Linked DNA regions of Mus musculus: region 2 is linked to region 1. Evidence: chromatin loops called from intact Hi-C (ENCODE). Cell type or tissue: heart. All regions are shown on one strand.

Evidence for each region. Hi-C counts contacts between places; a loop is a spot of excess contacts. Peaks named below come from ENCODE experiments on the same cell type or tissue, not always from the same donor. Only the 100,000 strongest peaks of a DNase experiment are listed, where the experiment ranks them.
Region 2: it touches region 1 in a loop (5-fold over the local background); 1 of 42 quality-filtered maps calls a loop at or near these places.

Annotation. Positions count from the first base shown.
Region 1 is chr11:70,000,103-70,004,102 of GRCm38, reverse strand. Dvl2 (dishevelled segment polarity protein 2) reads right to left here and starts at 3,511. Exons shown (of 15, transcript NM_007888.4): 1 at 3,077-3,511. The coding sequence starts at 3,270. In heart, a CTCF peak has its summit at 2,025 (motif pointing left); DNase peaks (open chromatin) are centred at 1,432 and 3,572; H3K4me3 peaks cover 2,794 bases; H3K27ac peaks cover 1,550 bases.
Region 2 is chr11:70,050,822-70,054,821 of GRCm38, reverse strand. Asgr1 (asialoglycoprotein receptor 1) reads right to left here and starts at 467. Exons shown (of 9, transcript NM_009714.3): 1 at 334-467. In heart, no CTCF peak of the experiment used is centred here; no DNase peak of the experiment used is centred here; H3K27me3 peaks cover 2,378 bases.

The DNA.
Region 1 (4,000 bases):
GGCATATGTCACCAAACTTGGCTATGCCACTCAGCCAGCATGCATCACCATGCCCAGCTCCTCTGCTTTCACAGTGAAGTAACTTGCTTTTATACACAAATAAATAAATAAAAATTCTAGACTCTCTCATTTACCACTACCCCAACTCATCCTTAGAGGCACAATGCCACTCCAAAGACTTCTTCCCATTTGATCCAAACCTCAAAGTACCACTCCAAAGTCCCTTTGGGACAGTTCCCACAACTGCTCCAAATATCTAATTTAAGAGCCTGGCTGGCCGCCTAACCATCTCTGTCCTACACATCTGTCCCATAAAAGCCTCTGGTCCTCACGGAACCTGCTGCCTTTGAGTTCTCTCTAATTCACAAGCAGAGCCACCCAAATGTGTGGCTTTTCTGGGTAAAAAATCACCCTTACATGCAACAATAACAGTCCACGTGTGGAACGCTCCCATGGAGCGAGGAAGCTGGGCTTCCCAATTCCGGGCCACCTCACCTCACTAAGCAATCTGCTCGGTCTGAAAAATCCCAAAGCCCAGCCTCCCACAGGTTCCTGTAGTGGACTAGACCTGTTCCTTCCTTCTCATACCCACAAGAAATCATTAGTACCTATTAGATTCAACACATGTCCTGGGTGTGTGGCACAAGCCCTCACCTTTGTAAGCAAATCCATGTAGACAAACTATGAGCCATGAGCCATTCTTTCCCACACATAACACCCTCACCCTCAAATCAGAGCTTCTTCGGGGTGGGGATGGGGGCTAAAGAATTGGCTCAGTGGTTCAGAACACTCGTTCTCGCAGAAGACCCAGGTTTAGTTCCCAGAATCCACCTAGTGGCTCACAACTATCCATAGTTCGAGTCCCAAGGGATCTGACTTGTCTCAGCCAAGCTTTCCAGGCACCAAGCAGGCACACTGTGTGCACAGATTTGTCTGTGTGATTAGTTCTAGCCTAACGTACTCTGGGGGCTTGGGGATAGGCCTCACGAATACATTTGCTATCAAGACGGCACACGAGCTACTCAACATTAACCAACTCTTCCCAACAGAACCCCACCGGACATGGCCCAGTCTCCTCCAAAGCAAGCAGTTCTGTATCGTGTAATGTAGTCTATGAACTAGTTAGCTTCCATACTAAATGAAAATTACCAGTCACCAAGAATGTACCATGTGCCATGCACCGAAATTAAGCATTTTACACTATGATTATCACCATGCCACAGATGAAGAAATCAAAGCACAAAAGCTAAATAAATTGCCCAAAATTATAATGCAAAAAGAACAACCTTGATATAAACCCAAGACCAACTCCCTAGGCAGCATCACCTTCTCCACATCGAACAACTGTTAACAAGGGTCCAGCCTGTTCAGGGAGCCGAGGGGGATGTGCTCCCACCACAGGGACTTTCACAGGTAAGAAGTCTCTCCCCAACCCAGGTGGTAGGTCACCTTCCTGTCCCCAGGACCCTGCTATCCCTGCTTGTCAACTCAGGACATCATAGCCTAACACAGTCTGAGCTTGGGGACACAGAAGGCTCAGTCCCAATCTCTACAACAACAAGAAACTGCCTTAAATTATAGTCTCAGTCCAGCACAGGGTCACCCAGCATGTCACAAATCACCCCAGAACTCCATAGCCCCCAGCGTCCCCACACAAGCAGCCCTTTGCACCATACTGATTACAGTACCCCATTCTGCTATGATGTAGCAGTACCACTACCCCATTTGTTCCCACTTGTCCCTGTCTTGTAACTTGTAAAAAGCCCAGGTCTGGGCCAGGCATCCTGACTGCCACACGTTATCTAGTTCCAGCACTATGGATGCAGGTGTAGAGGCAGGGCTGCTACAAGTTCAAGGCAAGCCTGTTCTATATTGTGTTCTAGGTAGCTTCAGTAACAGAAGGAAGTTCTTGGCTCAGCAGCAGACTGACTGGCTCTGGAGAAGACTGGAGTTCAAGTCCCAGCACACACATAGTGGCTGGCAGATGCTAACTCCAGTTCTAGGAGATCCCATGCCATCTACTGGATTCATTGGGCACTGCATGCTTGTGGTACACACTATGCATGCAGAACACCCAAACACATAAAGTAGCTTTTGTTTGTTTTATGACAAGGTTTCTCTGTGCAGCCCTAGCTGTCCTGGCACTGGCTCTGTAGACCAGGCTAGCCTTGAACTCAGAAAACTGCCTGCCTCTGTCTCCCAAGTGCTCAGATTAAAGATGTGCACCACCACTGCCCAACACATAAAATATCTTTAAAAAAAAAAAAAAAGCAAAAAAATCCTCCAACTCTCTTCAGCCCCCAGGGGGTATCGGGGTAGCGGGGAGAGGAGGTTCTGGCCCTAAGAGGAAATAAGAACTCAGAAAAGTTCAGAATGGTACATGCTTTGCCAGGAAAGTCTACTTCAAAACAGCCTAATATATCCCAATAGATCTCGCTGCAATATTACAGACTCTACCATCCCAAAATAATACTATGGAACCTGATTAATAAGCCAGAATAGCCTAATTGTCTCACTATAGCCCGGTCTACATAAAAACACTGCATGCCCAGCATATTGGCTCACACCTGTTTATTTCAGCTCTGGGGGCTAAGGCAGGAACTCCATGGGTTCGAAGCCAGCCTAGGATACAAGGAATAAAGCCCTACCTCCAAACAAAAGAACAAATCAAAACAGGCAAACAAAATTACAGACTATCTCTATCTAACTCGCGTGCAGACGTCTGAGAGCGAGCATCCCAGCTCACCAAAAGATAGATGGCTCTAATCTCCGCACAGCCTAGCATAACCTCAAGCATCACTTCTTTGCCTTTTGGCTAAAATCATGGAGAGAGAATGGCCAAACAAACCAGTGTTCCCCATTCCTCCAACCTAATTTTCTCGCCATCCAGCCCTTTCTTCTATGTGTCCAAATATAACCTTGTCCGTCTTGGGATGGGCTTTCTACCTTAGCACAGTACAATATGCTATGCTCCACTACAGGCCAGAAACAGTCCAAGGTAGACCGGTCTCCCTCAATATCGCCCAATCCACTCTAGCATACCCACCGTCCTTCCCAGTCTAGGCCTCGCGCTTACCCAAAATCCTGATCCATGGACTTGAAAAAGTACTTGGCGCCCGCGGGCCGCTGCAAAACGCTCTTGAAATCGCCGAGCGTGATGCGCTCCGCCGGGACAGGGATCTTCACCAGGTAAGGAGTCTCTTCTTCATCCAGATGGTAAATCACCTTCGTCTCGCCTACACCACCGCCCCCCGCGCTGCTGCCCGCCATGGTCTCGCTCGCGCGCTCCCGGGCTCAGCCGCCCACCCAACAGGACTAAGCGCCCCCGCCGCGCCTGCGCACACCCGCAAACTGACGCGCTAGCGCCAACAGCGCAGGGCCAGTGCGGAAGACGTGCCCAAGGAGGATGGCGGGGACCAGCGGGCTGATCGGGAAGAGCTGTGTGGCGAGACTCAAAACCTAGACCGCACAGTCGAGGGCCACTAGCTCCACGGACGTCGCGAGCAGCACCGAGGTCCCCGCCCACCTCTCCCCATGCCACGTGACCCAAGCCCGCCCACTTTGCGCAGCCGACTGTGCTTCACGTGACTTCCTTGAGTCACGTTACTACAAGCTCCACCTAGACACTCACGTGACCACTGCCTTGAGCAACGGTCTTCAGCCCTAGACGACTCCGCCCCCAAACGTGTACAACCCGCCCCCCCCCCTCCCAAGTACCTTAGCAAGCTTCTACTCTTGGAATGCTGGCAACTGGCCCCCACTTTGCCTTACCCATCTGAGGTTCAAGGCACCTCAATAGCAACTATAAGAGGGGCGGGGATATGGGCTGATGAGTGAGAATTGTAACCTGGGACCCTTAGGGCAGTACTCCTACTAGACTGTACTTGGGATGAGAAAGCCGAAATAGTCTTCAGAGATGTCTGAGGGGCATTAGACAGTGCCCAAGCCAGATTTGGCCCCTAAACTTCCCATCTCCACCTCCCAAATTGTGGAATTACAG
Region 2 (4,000 bases), 51 kb before region 1:
GGATGAAGTCCAGTTCCCTTTTACATCTGACTAGGTGGACATACTTTCTGTCTCCCCTAACCCTATCTGCTCCCAAGCCTGACATCCAAAAATCTATCCTCTAGCTGGACATGATGACACATGCTTTTAATCCCAGTATTCAGGAAGCAGAGTCTGGTGGATCTCTGTAGGTTCGAGGCCAGCCTGGTCTACAGAGTGCATTCCAGACTAACCAAGGCTACATTCTGTCTAAGAAAAATCTCTCCTCTCCCATTCACACACACTGCGCATGTGAACCCATACAGCCACTCTCTCTTGGCTGTCACCCATCCCTTCTCCTCCTGCTGTACTTACTGAAGGTCCCTCAGCACCACGAAGAGCCCAGGCTAAGGAGGGGGCTGAAGCCTGAAGAACCAGGTGAAGAGCCCTGGGCAATGGGAGGGGAGGGGACAGGGTCCATCCAGGGCCCATGTGTGTCCGAGCACGCTGAACCTGGCATCACCAACACCGGGACTTTGAACCATAAACAGAGGTAGGAGTAGACTTGGAACTGGGGAGGTATAGGGGAGGAAAGAAGGCATGGGTGACCTCTATTCTATTTCTCAGAAAAGGGGAGTCTACACACACACACACACACACACACACAGAGGCACACACATCTACGCATGCACTTCCGCATGTTCAATACTTGTTACCTTTTTGTGGGTGAGACAGGCCTTAAAAGGCTAGGGAACAGTTTGCTGCTTGCCCTCAGAGCCCTCCCCCTTTCGGTCCTGAATTTCCCAGAATTGTCCGTATCTCCAAATATCCCTGACCAGGATCAGAGGCACCAACTGATTCCCCGCTCTTGCCCAATCCTGCCCTGTGACCTCAGTGTTATAATTGCAAGCTGTAGATTCCTGGGGTCTCAGCTCCAGGCTCCTCAGCCCTAACCTGACTGACTCACTCTATGGTAGTCCTCCAAGCAGCGCAGTGGTAACAGGAGGAGCAGCTCCCCTCTAGGATCAGGGCCAAGAAATCACTGATTCTACCATATGCCCCAGGACTTCAACCTTTCTCATCCCCAGAGAACAACCCATTCTGCAGGCAAGAAAGCTGAGGCTCTGGAAGACAAGGGCTTCTCAAAGCCATACTACACAGAAGAGCACAGACTAACACCCGGGCAGCCCAACTCAGTGACCTGTGTGCTGCCTCCAGCACCTCACTCAGAATGGGATCCTTAGCTGTCCCACGCACCAGGTCCCCAAATCCCCAGAGAGGCTTAAACATGGCCCCTCATGGTCCTGAGAGCTTCAGAGAGGCCTGTCAGAACTCAGGCTTGGGACAAGAGCAATATTCAACATATAATCCTCCTCCTGTTAGGCTCCACAGTGAGGAGTGGCCTCTGTGGCCGTCTAGAGCCTGTGAGCTATTCAGGAAGGTGCCGCTTACATAAATCCAACTACTCTGTGCGTCCTTGCTTGTCTGTGTCCTAAAAATCCGCATGTTTACATGAACCGGGCTTGCTGCCAGCGATTTTGGTGAAAATTGGGCCATTAATTTAACACTCTCTGATTTTGCCACTTACAATCTAGTTTATTCTGGCAAGCAAACAGATACAGATCCAGTCTGAATAGTAGCTCTACTCATAGAGGTAGGGACTAGCAGGGGGCACCGAGCCTCTTGCTCTCTCAGTGCTAGAGAGACCTCAGCCCTAGCTTGTAAAACTGGAAAATGCTGTAAACTCAGGATTTTTGCATCTTTCTATTTGCATATTGTCCTGGAAGAAGGCATTTTGAAATACAGTTCATACCTGAGAGCCATGCCCTAAGCTCATGGATCAGAGAGCAGTACTGGACTAATGTTAACACACATGCTTGAATAAATGTTAAGTGTGGATTGTGGATGTATGAATGAGTGTGTGTGTAGTTTTTCATCCCTTTTCAATAGATTTCTATTTAGAGAGATACATTTTATAATATATATTATACATATACTATGTATAAGTATAATATATAACATATAACATAGTATATATACATATGTATATATATATCCCATTGGATATGTGTACCAGTCATTTACCACAAAGTAAGTACCCCACAACTTAGCAACTTAAACAATAAACACAGACCATCTCCACTGTAAAGGTTAAAGTGCGGCTTCGACCATTGGTTCTGACTCAGAATAATCTCTCCTGAGGACACAACCATGATCTCAGTCAGTGCTGTGTTTGTTGAAAGACTGGACTAAGGCTGGAAAATCAACTGCCAAAGTGACTCACTCATAGGACAGGCAAGTTACTGTGGGTTGCTGCTTAGACTCCTCTGTTCCTCACCACACAGGCCTGTCCACGAGGCTGCTTGAATGTCCTCCTGACATGACGGCAGTGGGCTTAGCACCACACAGCCCATCATTTCCATGCCGTCCTCTGGTCTCCCAGGTCAGCCCTCCTTATCATGGAAAAGAACCACACACAATGTAAGTCCCAGGAGGCGAGAAGCCCTGGGACCTTCGAGGGGCAAGTAATCCCATATCACGGGCTCAGAGATCTCTTACGGATAGAACTACATAATCAACATATTTAGAGACTGTGTGGCTATATTCCAGGGCCATGAAGAGTTGCAAGTTGGGCTGGAGGTGCCATGACTTGGCGGTAGAGAGTTTCCCTGGCATGCCCAAAACCTTGGGCCCAATCCCCAGGATTTCAACAAAGGGAAGGGGAAGGTGCAGGCCAGACAGTGATGAGGCCAGATATCTAAGGGACATAGTGGCCTGGCCTTGGTGTGGAAATTGGGTTGGTCGGAGGGGCTAAGTGGCCCAGAGGCAATGAGATTGGTCAGGAGTATGCCTTGGAAGGGTATATCTCATCCTGGGACTGTCTGTCTGTCTCAATCTCTGTCAATCTCAAAATCTCTCTCTCTCTCTCTCTCTCTCTCTCTCTCTCTCTCTCTCTGCACTCTAGCCGCTCTGAAGTCAGCAACCTTCTCTACCACCCCCCACCCCCCACAGTGCCATGATGTTCATTCTCGCCACAGGCTCAAGGCAACCAAGCCAGGCAACCATGGGTGGAGCCCGCTGAAACCCTAGGCCAGGGCAAACCTTTCCTCCTCTGTCTTCCCAGGTATCTTTTCGTAGCAGCAGCAAACGTAGATGAGATCCCTGACCAGAGGAGGGCAGAGAATGGGCTCCAGTGCTGCCAGCTGGAGCTGCAGGAGACCAAGAAGAAAGAGAGAAATGAGTCTCTTTTGGGGGAAAGTAGAAACAAGGAAGATTTTTCAGGTTGTGAAAGGCCCAGACAGCTACAAAGCTGAGGAGGAGTGAGCCAAGGTGAGTGAGTGTGTGACGCTAAGGATGAACAAGGGGTGCCAAGGATGGGGGGCCCAGAAGGGGGTGGGGGAGAAGCCTGAAGCCTGTTATTAGACTATTCTGGGCTCATCTGAGAAGCTGGGTTAATGCCCATCTCAAGGGTTTGTTGAAGTTAAAGACAATGAGTCGGTTGTACTTAGTTCCGCAAGAGCCCATGCCGAGCGCTGTGTACTGAGCGCTGTAATGGTTTCTTCTCACCAGCAGCCCAGCAAGAGTTAGACTGTGTCTTGGTTACTTTTCTCGTACAGTGAAGAGACACTATGGCCAAGGCAAGTTGTTGAAATAAGTAAATAAATAAGGCATTTGGTTAGGGGCTTGCTTATAGTTTCAGAGGATGAGCCTGTGGCCAACATGGCAGGGAGTATGGCGGTGGCAGGCAGATGCGATGCTGGAGCAGCAACTGGGAGGGAGCGCATATCTGATCCACAAACAGGAGACAGAGAGAGCAAGACTGGGTGGGATTTTTTTAGACCTCAAAGCCTGTCCCCGAGTGACACACCTCCCCTAACAATAACACACCTCTTAATTCTTCCCCAAACTGTTCCACCAACGAGGGATGAAACATTCAAACCTATGAGTCTACGGAAGGCCGCTCTCATTCAAACCCCCACAGGTTAGAACTCTCAGCTCCAGAATGGGCATGGGGATACACAGAACAGATCCAGGGGCTCTG